2 separate regions of the Homo sapiens genome follow, and region 1 is linked to region 2. Evidence: chromatin loops called from intact Hi-C (ENCODE). Cell type or tissue: ascending aorta. All regions are shown on one strand.

Region 1 (8,000 bases), 310 kb before region 2:
ATGTCCCCTGGAGGGCACCCCCTACCTCCATCCTCCATTTCCCCTGAGGACCACTGCTCTGATGACTTTCCACTGCCCTCAAAGCCCAACTCCAAACTCCCTTTCAGGCCTGGGAAGGATCGGGCTCCCCTGCTCCTCCAGCCTTATTCTTCCATAACTCCCTTCTCCAGCGCAGATGCACGTACTACACGCCAACTACACTCCCTGTCTTACGGCTCCCCAGAACTAACCATGCTTTCTTTTCTTTTTTCCTTTTTTCATTTTTTTGAGATGGAGTCTTACTCACTCTGTCCCCTAGGGTGGAGTGCAATGGTGCAATCTCAGCTGCAACCTCAACTTCTGGGTTCAAGCAATTCTCCTGCTTCAGCCTCCCTGGGATTACAGGCTCCCGGGTTCACGCCATTCTCCTGCCTCAGCCTCCCGAGGCATGACACCACACCCGGCTAATTTTTGTAGGACAGGGTTTCACCATGTTGGCCAGGCTGGTCTCGAAATCCTGAGCTCAAGTGATCCGCACACCTCGGCCTCCCAAAGTACTGGGATTACAGGTGTGAGGCACCGAGTCCAGCCTAACCATGCTTTCTTGACTCAAGATTTCTACACTCACCTTCTCTCTGCCCAAAAGACTCTTCTCTGCCGCCCCCACCTGGCTATTCTTTTCTTCCCAAATCAATGTCTTTTATGGCATCATTTAAATATCACCAATAGGTCTTAGGAATCATCCAGCATGTTGTTTCTGTAGCGGGACAACTCTTAGATCTTATTCATCAGCCTGCTGAACAGTTCCTTTTTCAGAGACATAGATACCATCCCCAAACTTCCTGATATCCTTAACTGTTGTGGCTTGCTGAATCAAGGCAACTGAATTTGAAACAAGCTCGATGTCATTTCCTTCAAGGATTAAATTCATCTTTCTAGGCTTGAGATACTGAACAAGCAACACCTGGTCTCATCTGAACCCTGCGGGTGTATTTTTCATCCAAGAAATTTCGGATTTCAACAAGAGACCCATCCTCCTGGATAACAATGTCGGTGGGGAAGTGAGCATACGCAGACCTCATCTTGTAACAGAAGCCCAGTGTAACACCCTTGATCGTGTTCTGCACATAACTACCAACAGTTCGAACGGTAGCCAGTTCCTTTCTGTTACCCCACCGTGTGGCACTCCAGAGCCTCTTTAGACTGAGTTCTACATTGATGTGACTGAAGTCCCTCTGCATGGTTCCTCTGGGGCCATTCACAGTAACTGTGCATCTCTTCAGGGTAATGTTGACATTTTCTGGAATGACAACAGTCTGATTGCTGTGAATGGTCTTCATTTTCACAGTAGACACGGCAAAGCCCACCTGGCTATTCTTAAGATGGGAGTTGGGTGCTGCTGCCTCTGAAGGCCCTCCCAACCTTCTCTCTCTTAACCCAACCTGTACTGGGTGACTCTTGAAGGTCTAGTGGCACCCTCAGCAACCTTATCCCACCAAACTTTAATTATCTTATCTGTGAAGCTGTAAGTTCCTAGAAGCTAGGTCTTAATTCCCTGCTGTTTCCCTAGTGACTAGTGCAAGCAACAAATATTCACTGCTGAGAGACAAATATTAACAGAGCTCACCCAAAGTTCTAAAGTATTCTTGAGCACCATCATTAGGCAGAATGACAAGAATACATATACAGGCTCTCAGCTGATGGACGCATTTATCCCTTGCTAAACAGAAGTGATATGAGTTTACTATGGGACACTTGGAATTAGGAGGAATTACCAAAGGCTTCCACAACAGGTGACAGCATGACCAGGAAGGGGAAGGGGGAATCTCTGGTGAGGGACAGCATATGTGGGGAGACAGAGCAATAAAAGCACATGACATTTTTGGAAAACTACAGGACTGCTGAATTAGGAATTTACCCTGAGAGGAACAGATTCATCAAAAGAGTCTGAACAAGTGGTCTGTTCAAATGATTATACCTGATGCATGTTAGAAGGCTCTTTTGGGCAGAATAGATTGATTGGGCGAACTTGGAGTCAAGTGACTCATGCAGAGGTTATCATGGTCATTAGGAAGAAAAATGAACTGGGGCCCCTACCTACCCTTCCTGGGGTACTCCCTGCCTCCTTTCGTTTTGCTTTCGTTTTTTTTTCCAGACAGAGTCTTACTCTATCACCCATGCTGAAGTGCAGTGGTGTGATCTCGGCTCACTGCAACCTCCACCTCCCGGGTTCAAGTGATTCTCCTGCCTCACTCTACTAAGTAGCTAGGATTACAGGCGCCCACCACCACGCCTGGCTAATTTTTGTATTTTTAGTAGAGACGGGGTTTCACCATGTTGGCCAGGCTGGTCTCGAACTCCTGAGTTTGTGACCCACCCGCCTCGGCCTCCCAAAGTGCTGGGATTACAGGCATGAGCCACTACGCCCAGCTCTGCCTCCTTTCTTTAGAGGCAGCTGAAAATCAGAGTGGACTGGCTGGAAGTTTCCAGTGCATACATTTCCAGGCAACACAGTAATACAGGGGTTCTTATTTTTTTTTTTTTTTTTTTTTTTGAGCCAGAGTCTCGCTCTGTCACCCAGGCTGGAGTGCAGTGGCACGATCTTGGCGCACTGCAAGCTCCACCTCCCGGGTTAACGCCATTCTCCTGCCTCAGTCTCCCAAGTAGCTGGGACTACAGGCGCCCACCATCACGCCCGGCTTATTTTTTGTATTTTTAGTAGAGACAGGGTTTCACCGTGTTAGCCAGGTTGGTCTCGATCTCCTGACCTCGTGATCTGCCCGCCTCAGCCTCTCAAAGTGCTGGGATTACAGGTGTGAGCCACCGCACCCGGCCTACAGGGGTTCTTAATAGAATGCTGGTAGTTCCTTCACTTGGACTGGGGAGAAAATGCATCTTTAACCCTAATCCCTAACCGAAATCCAATAGTTGAAGTTGTTAACTATTGGAGTTTAGGGCTAAGCATAGTGGGGTATCTAATCCCAATTTGGGTCTTAGCTATTGTGTCTTCAGAAGTATTAAAGCCACCTTCATAGTTTATTTTATTTCAGCTAGGGTTTTTTACAACTTAGATGAAGCTTAGCTTTATTAAGTCTAAAACACTCTTTACACCGGGTTCCATTAGCTTGGGTTAATTGTATTCATTACGAATGTAAATACACAGGCCACAGTAGTAGCAGCAGTAGTAACTGTGATTTGACACACACAGAAATATTTTCATGTCACATTACATTTGTTGAAAACATCACAGGACACTGTTTATCATTTCTTAGAAATTATAGTAGTTACTGGACTACTGCCATATCTTATTAATTTAATGTGTTAAAGAGGCATACTACTGTATCACTGACAAGTGTATTTTTAAAAACCTTATTAAGGCCTGGTGTGGTGGTTCACGCCTGTAATACCAGCACTTTGGGAAGCCAAGGCAGGAGGACTGCTTGAGCCCAGGAGTTGAGACCAGCCTGGGCAACATGGCAAGATCCATCTCTACAAGAAAAACAAAATTAGCTGGGTGTGGTGGCATGCACCTGTGGTCTCAAACTACTGAGGAGGTGAGGCTGAGGCAGGAGGATTGCTTGAGCCTGGGAGGTCGAGGCTGGGTGATAGATGAGGCCCTGCCTCAAAAGAACAAAAAAAAAAAAAAAAGAAAAGAAAAGGAAACAAAATACATTATTCTACTTAGGAGGCATAGATTGCAGTGAGCCAAGATTGGACCACTGCACTTCAGCTTCGGCAACAAGTAAGACCCTATCTCAAAACAAAAAAACAAAACAACAACAACAACAACAAAAAAACAAAAAAACTCAAAAAACAACATTATTCTAAAAAGGGCCTGCAGGTGTCACCAGACTACCAAAGGAATCCACAGAGCCCCACAAAATGTTACAAACCCCTGGCTGGAGCTTGAGGGTAGAAACCTATTACAGCTGAGGGCCTTTGGAGACTAAAATTAGCCCTCTGAGGTCTGAGGACACTCAGTGTTGTGCCTGTACTGTCTTCCCTTTTGAAAGGGAGACCATCCGGAGGAGAACCCACAGCACTTCAACTGGGGTGGGGTCTGCAAAGGAGAGACAGTCACTGACTCTCTGAGACAACAGGTGGGACTGCGGATCAGGGGACACAACCAGAGATATCCCCTCCTTCCCCTGTTTGTCATCTCTGTCGCCCTCATCTTCCCATGATGCTTATAGCACAAACCTCAACACAAAAGGAATCCTGCGTGCACTTAGATTAAGGAAACGAGGAGGGGGGTACATCTCTATATCTCATCCTTAGAGATGTGGAGGAATTGGGGCAAGAAAAAAAAATCCCAAAAATCCTTTCATTAAGGAAGGAACAAATAATAACTTACTTCTGTTCTAGCTGCATTCGGGTTTTAACCATCCATATAGGATTCATTAAGGAATTTGTGATAAAAGCTGGAAAAAAAAAAAACAGTAAAGGTCAACACTGTACATAGTCCATACTTATTAAAGATGTCTATTATCATATAATAAACTTTGAAATAGGGATTTCAATGGCCTAATAAAAAGACAGTAGGAAGCAGTTATATTTCTATCCTGCAGATAGAAGCTTCAGTTTCCCCATTAAGTGTAACATCTATTGGTATTGCTGGATCTAAAATAAATTTCTCTTAATTTTCTAGAATCCCTTCTAGTCTTTTCAACCTGTAGGTGGTGGTGTTGATATCTGTGTTAATGTGATTCCTACTGAAAATTGTAACTGTCCTAAACCTCAATTTATAAGCCTCAGATCCAGAAATAATTTAACTTTTAAGACTGATCTGCTTATTTGGTTATATGATAACCATTTGGTGAGTATGCCTTCTCCATCTCTTTAAAAAAATTTTTTTTTTTTTTTTTGTAGAGACGGGTCTCCCTTGTTGCTCAGGCTAGTCTCAATTCCTGGGCTCAAGGGATCCTCCAGCCTCAGCCTCCCACAATGCTGGGATTACAAGCATGAGCCAACACACCCAGCCAAACCTCCCTCACCTAACACTGTGAATCATTCTAGGACAACCAAAAAAAGCAACACCATGGTATCAGTCTGACATACAGTATCTCTTCTGTAATACCTCACACCCTCTATAGTGCTGTGGAAGCAGATTAATTTGATACTAGGAAGACACTGGTTTTTTCTTTTTTTTTGAGATGGGAGTCTTGCTCTGTCGCAGGCTGGAGTGCAGTGGCGCGATCTCGGCTCACTGCAAGCTCCGCCTCCCGGGTTGACGCCATTCACCTGACTCAGCCTCCCGAGCAGCTGGGACTACAGGTGCCCGCCACCGCGCCTGGCTAATTTTTTTTTTTTTGTATTTTTAGTAGAGACAGGGTTTCACCGTGTTAGCCAGGATGGTCTCGATCTCCTGACCTCGTGATCCGCTCGCCTCGGCCTCCCAAAGTGCTGGGATTACAGGCGTGAGCCACCAAGCCCGGCTGACACTGGTTTTAAGAACTTCCTTGAGGTCTGCTTTATTTATCAAGGGTTCTAAGTTAACTTTGCAAAAGTTACAAAACAGATTAATAGTTGTTAGCTTATGCTAACTCACTACTGGCCTATCTTTAAGTAAAGGGCTACCTGTTTTGGAACTCTGCCTTTCCTCCTCAGAGCTCTGTATCACATAGAAATGGCTTCCTTGTATAAAGCAACTTTAAGATTTTCTATTCAGGGTCTAGAAATAATTAGCTATAAATATTCAGACAGGTTGGTCATACTTGTATTTGGAGTAACAACGGCAGACAAAACTGGTGTGTACATCTTACAGACTGGTAGGAGATGCAAATTTTTCGTAAAATGCCAATTTAAGTTCTCTAAAATATCTTTCTAGGCTCGGCGTGGTGGCTTATGCCTGCGATCCCAGCACTCTAGGAGGCTAAGGCAGGTGAATTACTTGAGTTCAGTAGTTCGAGACGAGCTTGGGCAACATGGTTAAACTCCATTTCTACAAAAAATACAAAAAAATTAGCTGGGCATGGTGGCATGCAGCTATAGTTCCAGCTACTCAGGAGGCTGAGGCAGGAGGGATGGCTTGAGCCCAGGAGGTGGGGGTTGCAGGGAGCTGAGATCATGCCACTGCACTCCAGCCTAGGTGACACAGCCAGACCCTGTATCAAAACAAAACAATACCAATTAAAAAAAAAAAACCCTTCTGTTTAAATGAACATAGAACTCTATACAAAAGAGCCTTCTCGGCCGGGTGGGGTGGCTCACGCCTGTAATCCCAACACTTTGGGAGGCCGAGGCAGGCAGATCGAGACTATCCTGGCTAACACGGTGAAACCCTGCCTCTACTAAAAATACAAAAAATTGGCTGGGTGTGGTGACACGTGCCTATAGTCCCAACTACTCGGGAGGCTGAGACAGGAGAATCCCTTGAGCCCAGGAGGCGGAGGTTGCAGTGAGCCGAGATTGCGCCATTGCACTCCAGCCTGGGCGACAGAGTGACTCTGTCTCAAAAACAAACAAACAAAAAAGCCTTCCCTTCTCTCAGAAATCTACACGTTCATGTTTTGCAAGTACATCCCGGGGAAGAAGTCCCGCTATGGCTTTTCAGTAGGAAGTGGAATGGTTCCCTCAAAAGAGAACAGATGCCCTATGAGCTGTCACTGACCCTACTAGAAACTCTACTGCAAGCCCTACACCCTCATTGCATAACCCATAGTTGGGGACAGGAGTGCCAATTGTACACAGGGTGTGTGGGACCCTGTGGGGAATCTGAAGAAAGAAACTCTAATTTTAGAAAATCATCTGATGGGGCTGGGCGCAGTGGCTCATGCCTGTAATCCCAGCACTCTGGGAGGCCGAGGAGGGTGGATCACTTGAGGTCAGGAGTTTGAGATCAGCCCGGGCAATGTGGTGAAACCTCGTCTCTACTAAAAATGCAAAAATTAGCCAGGCATGGTGGCAAATACTTGTAATCTCAGCTACTCAGGAGGCTGAGGCACAAGAACCACTTTAACTTGGGAGGAGGAGGCTGCAGTGAGCCGAGATTGCACCACTGCACTCCAGTCCAGCCTGGGTGACAGAGTGAGACTCTGTCTCAAAAAAAAAAAAAAAAAAAAAAACTATATCTATCTATCTATCTATATCTATCTATCTATATCATTTGATGGGCAAACAGAAGACATGAAAAACCTATGAATATTCCTTTAGAAGAACAAAATACCAGTAGCATGCATAGAACATGTACATTTTGAGGGCAAATAAAGAGCTTTAGTGGTCAAGGAAAATAAAATCAAGCTACAAACCGCTCTCACTCTCCTATTGGTTGTAACATAAAGCTTTAGAAAAACAATTTTAGGTGCAAAGGAAGCAAGGAGCTAATTTCTAATTCCTGGAAAAACTGGCACAATGCATGCTTTAGAAAAGTGAGAGAGAGACCCTCTCTTCACTCACTAGGGTAACATACCTGCAGAGCCAGCTGAGAAAATATGCACAATATTGCTGTTAGGCACGAAAATGCCATTAAATTGCTCTTTGGCTTTGGAGTAACATGCAAAGTATACAGCCCTGTTAGAACAAAGAGAACATTATAAAGAAATCATCACAGTGCAACTTTATACGTCCCTCCAGAACACCTGAAAAATTTTCGGAAAATAAAATGGGAAAGATGCTGCCATGTACTAAAAAGCTTGTCCTCGCCTGTGCTAAAACCAAAACCTGCCACAGGCACGTTCAGGAAGCTCCTGTGTGTCCCTCCAGAAATGATTTAGTGGTGACAGAGGTGTTCAAAAATAATTGAGGAAAGTGAGATTTGGGGAAGACATCTACAAAGTCCTTTTACATTCTTCGTTCTGGATAAATGCTAATCCTTTAAGCTTCAACACATTGGAAGTTTTAATTTTTTTTTTTGTTTCTAGAATAGACCACACTTTTTCACCCTGTGCCAAAATGAGAATGTCAAACATAATTTGAACTGTTTTTGGGTGACTCGGGAACACACAGGAACAGCCATCATATCATACCTGTGTTTTCATAAAGGGCCCTTCCGCCACCCCCTGCCTTGACTACCGCAAAGTGGT
Region 2 (8,000 bases):
GAATTAAAGCCCGGATTTTGGCAAATCAATTTTATTGTTTAAAAAAATAAACGTTACATTTGACATAGAAAAAGACATTTTAAAAATGTTCTTAAAAGGTTTAAAAAGGCATTTGTTCTGGCCAGGCATGGTGGCTCCCGCCTGTAATCCCAGCACTTTGGGAGGCCAAGGCGGATGGATCACCTGAGGTCAGGAGTTCGAGACCAGCCTGGCCAACATGGTGAAACTCCGTCTCTACTAAAAACACAAAAATTTGCTGGGCATGGTGGTGTAATCCCAGCTACTCGGGAGGCTGAGGTAGGAGAATCACTTGAACCTGGGAGGCAAAGTTTGCAGTGAGCCGAGATCGCGCCACTGCACTCCAGCCTGGGCGTCAGAGCGAGACTCTGTCTCAAAAAAAAAAAAGCATTTGTTCTGAATGTGCCTCATCATCCCAGGCAGGCATCTGTAAGTTTCCATTGTTTCCACAAAAACCAGTGGGGTTCCCCTCTCTGGAAAAAAGCACGAACATTCTTGCTGCTTGGCAATGGGTGGCTCTCATGCCCACACCTCTCCACCCAAGGGAACAGTCTCTCTGCTCCTCACCTGGCAGAAGCCCAGACCCTGAGTCCCTAGCGCGGGGCAGAGCACAGAAACATGATCCAGATGCAGCAGGCCCCGCCCGTCTAGTTCTCCTGCAACAGCCTCTTAGCACTGCTCCACTCTGACCTGCCCGGCTGGAATCACAGTTCCCACTCCGGCACAGGTAAAGATGAGCTCCCAGGATCCAGCAGGGGCTCTGCCCCTGGGGATCTGCCGCCAGCCGGCTCTTCCCGGTGGACAGAACTAGGAGGGGCAGGCTGTACCCAGCACATCTCAGAGAGATGGAGGCAAGCTGGGTTCCTGATGATTTCCAGCTAATACAGGTCCTTCCTCCTGCATGCAGGCGCCCCGTAACGCTTTATAACAGACGCCTCTAGACTTCTGTGGGGGTAAAGTGAAGGACCCAAAGCGACACAAGTAGTGTCTGTTCACACTTCCACTTTCAAAGCTAACTACTAGCTGTTCAAATATACTCCATACAGCTTTCAGCAAATCAAAGTGTTTACCTCTCCCACACCAAGGGAAGAAAAGATGCAGACTGCCTTTAAAGCACCTGTCAGCAAGGCGAGGGTTTTAAAGATCAGCCTTGAGAATCAAAGCAGCAGCAGAAGTGTCATTACTCCAGTGCTCTCCCTTCCCGTTCGTGGGTCACACAGAGACAGGCACATCCCCAGCGCTTTGCAAACAGAAGCGCTCCCAAAAGTTGGCTAGAGGGTACACTTCGGCAAAGGGATCATCTTCCCCCTGGCTTGCTGGACTCTTGGAAATGCGTCTGAAAGCCCTTGCCATCCCGTCTTGTGCTGATGACAGCATGAGCCCGGTTGCACCTTGCTCAGCAACAAGCTGCGAGATCCTCAGCTTCTCACTCATACCCCACCTTGAGCTGCTGACGGCGGCCTGGAGAACCGTGTGTGGCTGTTCCTGGATGACATCTGCTGTCACTAGCCTTCCCAGAACACCCGCTGCCCAGGGTTCCTGCTGCCTTCCCCGGTGGACAGATTTTGCAGGGAAGACTGAGGAAATGGGAGGGGGAGCTCTGCTCTAAAGCAGAAGGCACAGAAGGTGGGGTTTTTGTTTTATAGGGAGACTGCCCAGTGTGCTGCAAAAGGAAAACCAACAACAGGGAGTGCCCAACTCACCCCCTCTGCATGAGCAAATGCAGATGGACACTGGACTGTGCCGACTGACACCGGGACTCACACTTGCTGGTCAGTGGACGAGAGGTAAAAGCAGGCAGGATTATTACAGGAATAAATCTGCACTTCCAAAGAGGCAGCTCCCATGACTGAGTTACAATGCTTGGAGCCCCCGAGGGCAGAGTGGCACCAGCTGGGAGGTTGACACTGCATCACTGCTTCGGATGCCCTCACAGGCTCTGACTCGCTGCCAGGTGCTGGTGAGGCTGGAAGAACTTCCTTCCTTCCTATGTACAATGCAAACAGTGCCGCTTCCAGTGCTACCCACACGGGTGCAGCCTCACGGGAGAGTTGCGGAGAGAGGGAATGCGTTCAGTTCAGCCAGCGGACGGCCAGGGGTAAGCGGCCCCTAGTGGGTCACATGGCCTATGATGTCTGGAGACCGCAGATCTTCACCCTCTGGAGTCTCATTTGCAGAGTCTCATTTGTCGTCCGGTCACTGTGGCCACCTCACCCTCGTCACCACGGGCCTTTCCTGTGCCGTGCTCACTCTGACACTGAGATGCTGCCAGGCAGTTTTTTTTTTTTAAATCAGTGGAGTAAGTTCTAAGGGAGCCCCATGTGCTTAAGATAAAAACGTAGCTGGTAAAGTGGAGGCAGAGGCTGCTTCTGTGAGGCTGCATATATCTTACAGGACAAAAAGTTTTGTACTTGAAAACCAAATTCTGGGAAATAGCCCTGCAGGTTTTTGGGAAGCGTCTCCCTCCCTGTCGTGAGTTCCACCTGGGCCCTCCGGGAGAACAGGGACAGGAGAAACACAAGCAAAGCAGACAGGCCCGGAATTGGGAGCCTGAGCCCTGCATATTTTGGAAGGGAACCCCTCGAGGGACTAGTCTGGAATAGTAGGCCAAACGGTAGGAAGCTTTGATTACTCTGCTAACTTGGGGGCCCAAGAGTAGGGCTAAAGCATTGTCTGCAGAGAAACAAACAGGGAAATTCAGTAAGAAGGGCCTATTTTAACTTGCAGTTAGCAGGAGAATTTGTCCCCAGATTTTGATCTAGCTTAAAGTCCCTTGATTCCTTCCCCTCTACAAATGGCAATCACGGTTGCCCTAGAGATGCTGACTGACAAGGTCTCCCAAAGGAGGGGCCCTTCTGCCATTTATGGGCCCCTAAGTGCACACGTGGGCTTCCATGCGGATGGAATCATTGGTCCCCACCAGGGAACCTGGACTGTGGGAGCTGCCGCCACCATAGGACCCAAGGGCTTCCAGACCAGGAAGAGGCAAACAGCCTGCCTGGGAACACAGTGCTGGAACTTGGGACTTGGGTTCTGAGCGGGGCTGCTCCCTGGGCTGTTGTCATCACTCTTTCCTTTTTTTTTTTTTTTTTTTTTGAGATAGGGTCTCACTCTGTTTTCCAGGCTAGAGAGCAATAGTGCAATCACACCTTACTGCAGCCTCAGTCTCCTGGGCTCAGGTGATCCTCCCACCTCAGACTCCCGAGTAGCTGGGACCACAGGAGGGCACCACCATACCTGGTTTTAAAACTTTTTGTAGAGATGGGGTCTCACTATGTTGCCCAGGCTGGTTTCAACCTTCTGGGCTCAAGTGATCCTCTCACCTCAGCCTCCCATAGTGCTGGGATTACAGGCATGAGCCACACCTAGCCCAATTTAGTGAATTTTAAGAAGCATTTTAAAAAAATGAAAACTAAAACATAGAGGATATCCGAGGTTCTAAGGTTAAGAATTTCTTTATGAAACCTGCTTGGAACACAGTTGTAAACAAATGGACTGATTTATGATGGAAGGCACGTTTCTTGCTGCAGATCATGGTCTGAAGTTTGAAAGCCACCAGCCTAGAGGGTTCTGAAAACTTCTCCTTCCTAACACAGCTGAAGGAAAAGGGGTGGGTAGGGGCGGAGGCACAGGGACATCTCCAGGTTTGGACTTTTCCAACATGATTTGCAGAAGGCACTTGATTCTGGAAAGTAGACCTTTGGCATTTCGACCCTCACCCACACTCCCACACCCACTCTGCACAGATCGGTGGTGCATCCGAGGCAGGGCTGAGTTAGAACAGGACATCCTAGACTCGGCGGCAGTGACTATTATTCAGAAATGGCACATCAAGGGCCGGCCTGCCCTTCATCCTGCAGGGGTACTTGGGCATGTGGAGGCCCCTTTCTCCCTGGTGTTGCAACTGGAGAGGAGTCGGTTCCTGAAGAACAGATGGGAGAGTGCTGGGGCCAGGTACCCTGGGAGAGAGGAGGGAAATGAAATCCGGCACAGGGGCTGCGGGGATAGGGGCAGTCAGGAGGCGGCAGTGCGGTGCAAGGGCCCCCCCACGCGGCCAGCTGTGGAACTTCCACCACGACTCCCTGTCCTCTCCTGAGCCCGCCCATCACGTGTAGAAGCTCAGATGCTGGGCGCCAGGAGGGCGGCTTCCTGGCTCTGGGCACCGTGGTTCTGTCCTAACGAGGGGCGCTCTCTGGGTGTAAAAACAGATGTTCTGGCTGGGCGCGGTGGCTCACGCCTGTAATCCCAGCACTTTGGGAGGCTGAGGTGGGTAGACTGCCTGAGCTCAGGAGTTCGAGACCAGCCTGGGCAACATGGTGAAACCCTGTCTCTACTAAAATACAAAAATTAGACAGGCATGCTGGCCGGCGCCTGTAGTCGCAGCTACTCGGGAGGCTTAGGCACGAGAATTGCCTGAACCCGGGAGGTGGAGGTTGTAGTGAGCCAAGATCTCGCCACTGGGCTCCAGCCTGGGCGACAGAGACTCTGTCTCAAAAAAAAAAAAAAGAGATGCTCTGTCTGGCCTGGGTTGTTGTTGGTGGCCAGAGTAAGTGGTGTGAACAAGAGCCCCGGCTTGGGAACATGTCTCAGACTGGCATTGAAAATGAAAGCCAGGATTCCTCTAAATCCACCGCCTTGAAGTGTAAACAGTCCAGAGAGAAACCGACTTTGCCATGCTCCCTCACCCAAGAAAGCCCTCTCTCAAAATGCGCTAGAAAGTTTATATCTGCCTGATCCAGAGAGCAAGTGGAAGGTGCGGAGAAGCCAGACAGAAAAATCGACCTTAACCAAGAGTTCCATCTCCCAGCCTTAAGTTGTGGGATACTGAACAAACAAAACTACACATGTCCTGGGAATTTTGCTTTGTGGTGTTTTTAAAAAGAATGTCAGAGCCCTCCTTGGGGGCTTCAGAAAAGCAGGTATTGCTGGCCCATGGCTTCTCAAGATCACAGTCCCCAACCTATGCTCACTGAGAAGATACCCGCTTACTTCCCCAGTCTCAGGCAGAGAGTTCGTGGTGAAGTGATAAGTAGCAGGAGAGGCCAGCAGACAGGAAGCCACGGGGTCACCAAGGGGCAGGGAGAGAAGGCCTGGCTGCGGCCCCGTCACCCGCCAAGCGAGCCCCTGAAAAGGCTGTGGGCAGCCCCCCTGCCAGTGAGGCCTAGCTCCTGTCTGGTGGGAGCAGAGCCGCCTGGATGGCCCAGTGTCACTCGATGCTCCATCTCTCTCCCCGCTAATGAGCTGTCACCTCAGTGGGTGATTTAACTGGATCTTTCCTGGTAAAACAAGAGGGGCTATTGAGAGCGGAAACACCCATCCGGGAGTCCCCTGAGATGGAAATGACCCTCTTAAATTGGGGATCTCTGGAATGTCCTGATTATCTGCACCCAGTGTGCTTCCTGGAGGAAGGCTAGCAGGACAGAGGAGCAGCGGAGGGCAGGGGTCCTCCCTGAGGAAGTTGGGGGAATGAGACCCCACCTCCCCACGCAGAGCAAGTCATCAAATGAGAAATGGAGCTCCAAACAGCACTGAGATTTCTGGGGCTGGGCGCAGTAGCTCACACCTGTAATCCCAGCACTCTGGGAGGCTGAGATGGGAGGATCGCTTGAGCCCAGGAGTTTGAGACCAGCCTGGGCAACATAGCAAGAGCTCATCTCTGCAAATATTTTTTTTAATTAAAAAAGAAAAAAGATTTCTGGAACCCTTTCCACAGTCTAGTCTTTGCCACTGTATTCCTGTTATCAGCCCTCATTCTCTATAAATGGAGTCTGAAGAACAGCAAAGACACAGGGAGGAGCCTGGAATTCCTACTGCACAGCCAGGATGGAGGAGACAGGGATGGCAAGCGGGAGCAGGTGGAGGCAGTGAAGAGGAGGGCCAGAGGCTAGATGTGCAGAGGTTCTAGAAGGAGGGGCAGCTGGGGAAGGAGGGGCTTGACCCCCTCAGGGTCTCAAGACAGTCCCCAATGCCCCTGCTTTGCACGGGGCAATGTACTCCCCTGGGCGCCTCTGCACCCTTCTGTCTACCAATCATGCTCTGAATGTTCCCCGGGAGCCAGTTCAAGGATCACCTCCCCCAGGAAACCTTCCCTGATTAACCTCAGCCCACCACGTCACGTCTCCTCTTGTGAACGCCGGAGTTTGGGCGCCATCCCGTGTTGTGCTGGTTGATATGAATGTGTAACTGCTGGAGGTCTTTTCTTAAGACTTCTCTCCTGGCCTGAATTTGAAGCTTCTCAGGAGCAGACTCCATTTCTTCCTTGTTTCTGCATCTATCCACCAATACACAGAGCTGCCGGTCAAAGGCATCGGGACAAGGCTTGTCCTGCCCTCTCTGGGGCCTGACTGTGGGATAGAAGGTTCTGGAGAGCCAGGGCACGCTGGGCAGGTGGCGGGGCCGAGAAGGGAGGGAAGACACGGGCGAAGGAAAGCACAGGAGCGAAGCGGGCAAGGGGCACAGGCGCCCTCATCCCAGGAAGGCGTCGTAGTCCATGTACCACACCAGCTGGCCGGAGTGCGGCAGGACACCCGAGATGGGCCACTTCTTGGGCTCATGGCCCACCCGGCTCACCAGCGTGGTGATCTCACGCTTCATCCTGCCCATGACCAGGACTGCCACCTTCTTGGCGCGGTTGATGAGAGGCAGGCTAAGGCTCATGCGGCGGTGTGGCTGGGAGGGGCTCGTGGTCAGCACGACCAGCTGCTCGCCATCCAGGCCAGTGGGTGACTGTGGGAAGAGGGAGGCTGTGTGCCCGTCGGCACCCATGCCCAGCAGCACCAGGTCGAAGCTGCTGTTGGCCACCAGGGCTGAGATCTCCCTGGCATAGATCTGGGCGCCCTGGTCCTCCTCGGCGCAGAGCCGCTGCTGCAGGTGCACAGGCATGGGGTGGATGTTGTAGTAGGGGATCCGGACGTGCTGCAGCAGGTGGGCCTGCAGGCCCTGGAAGTTGGACTCCGGGTCTGAGAGTGGGACGCAGCGCTCGTCAACCAGCCACAGGTGCGTGTGGGCCCAGGGGAAGCCATAGTGCGCCGTGGCCAGCTGCTGGAACAGGGCCACGGGGCTCGAGCCCCCCGACAGTGCCAGGTGGAACTGGCCAAAGCGCCGCACGGCTCGCACAGCGGTGGCCTCGATGTCATTAGCCAGCTTAGAGATCAGCTCCTCGGACCAGGCGGAGACCAGCGGGCTCTCTCGGTACTTGGCCCTGAGGACCTGGAAGTCACTGGGCATTGGGGCCGGCCCTGGCCCTGGCACCAGCTGCTCCGGCTGCTGCTGGGAAAAGAACAACCGGCCGCTACTGAACTCAAAGTCCAACAGACGGCCATTCTCAGCTCCTCCAGGGTAGAGGCGTGGGGCCTTATGGGCCAGGCTCTCCAGCAGAGGGGTCCAGAAGTTCCAGGAGGCCAGCAAGTTCTCTGTGGTGATGAAGAAATTCTTCCGGCCATGGAAGATATGGGATAAGAGGACGGAGTGGGCGTCCCGCTCCCGCACAGGGCTGTAGGCGTAGTAATCGGACAGAGGGCTGCCGAAAAGGCGGAGCCCAGGTGGTCCCTCCATTTCCTTCCAGCTGGAGGGCAGGGAGGGCCTGAACAGGTTCCTGCTGACCAGCACGGCAGGGCTGCCCAGGTCGCCATGGCCGATGTGGAAGACGAGCTGCCGGGGCAGGCACTGGCTCTGCGCCGCGGCCCAGTGCTTTTCGCTCTGCACACAGCAGGCCTGGTTCTTGAACAAGATCCGAGCGTAGCCCACTCTCTCGTCCAAGGCTTTGCCAGACATCAGGATGAAAGGCACGCCCTCCCAGCGAAGGTTGTCAATGTGCACTAGGACGGCTGGGGTGAGGGAACAGCAGAGGGTGACTCTCTGGCACAGACCAGGACTCTCCGGCCAGCCCTCTCCTCTCCTTGCCGGCTCCTCTGGGCGTCCCCCTGCCTCAGGGAAGCCCCTCGCCTTGCCATGCTCACCCCTCGCCTGGCATCTCTTCCATG

Evidence for each region. Peaks named below come from ENCODE experiments on the same cell type or tissue, not always from the same donor. Only the 100,000 strongest peaks of a DNase experiment are listed, where the experiment ranks them.
Region 1: it touches region 2 in a loop (2.9-fold over the local background); 24 of 110 quality-filtered maps call a loop at or near these places.

What each region holds. Positions count from the first base shown.
Region 1 is chr1:9,569,746-9,577,745 of GRCh38, reverse strand. It overlaps SLC25A33 (solute carrier family 25 member 33), which reads right to left. Exons shown (of 7, transcript NM_032315.3): 4 at 7,388-7,488; 5 at 4,334-4,400. It also overlaps the pseudogene RPL9P11. Among named protein-coding and RNA genes, the nearest start is that of TMEM201, 15 kb to the left of the region's middle. In ascending aorta, CTCF peaks have their summits at 3,839 (motif pointing right) and 4,656 (motif pointing right); no DNase peak of the experiment used is centred here.
Region 2 is chr1:9,263,353-9,271,352 of GRCh38, reverse strand. It overlaps H6PD (hexose-6-phosphate dehydrogenase/glucose 1-dehydrogenase), which reads right to left. Exons shown (of 5, transcript NM_004285.4): 5 at 16-7,844. The coding sequence ends at 6,484. Among named protein-coding and RNA genes, the nearest start is that of SPSB1, 26 kb to the left of the region's middle. In ascending aorta, a CTCF peak has its summit at 4,067; a DNase peak (open chromatin) is centred at 4,092; H3K27ac peaks cover 648 bases.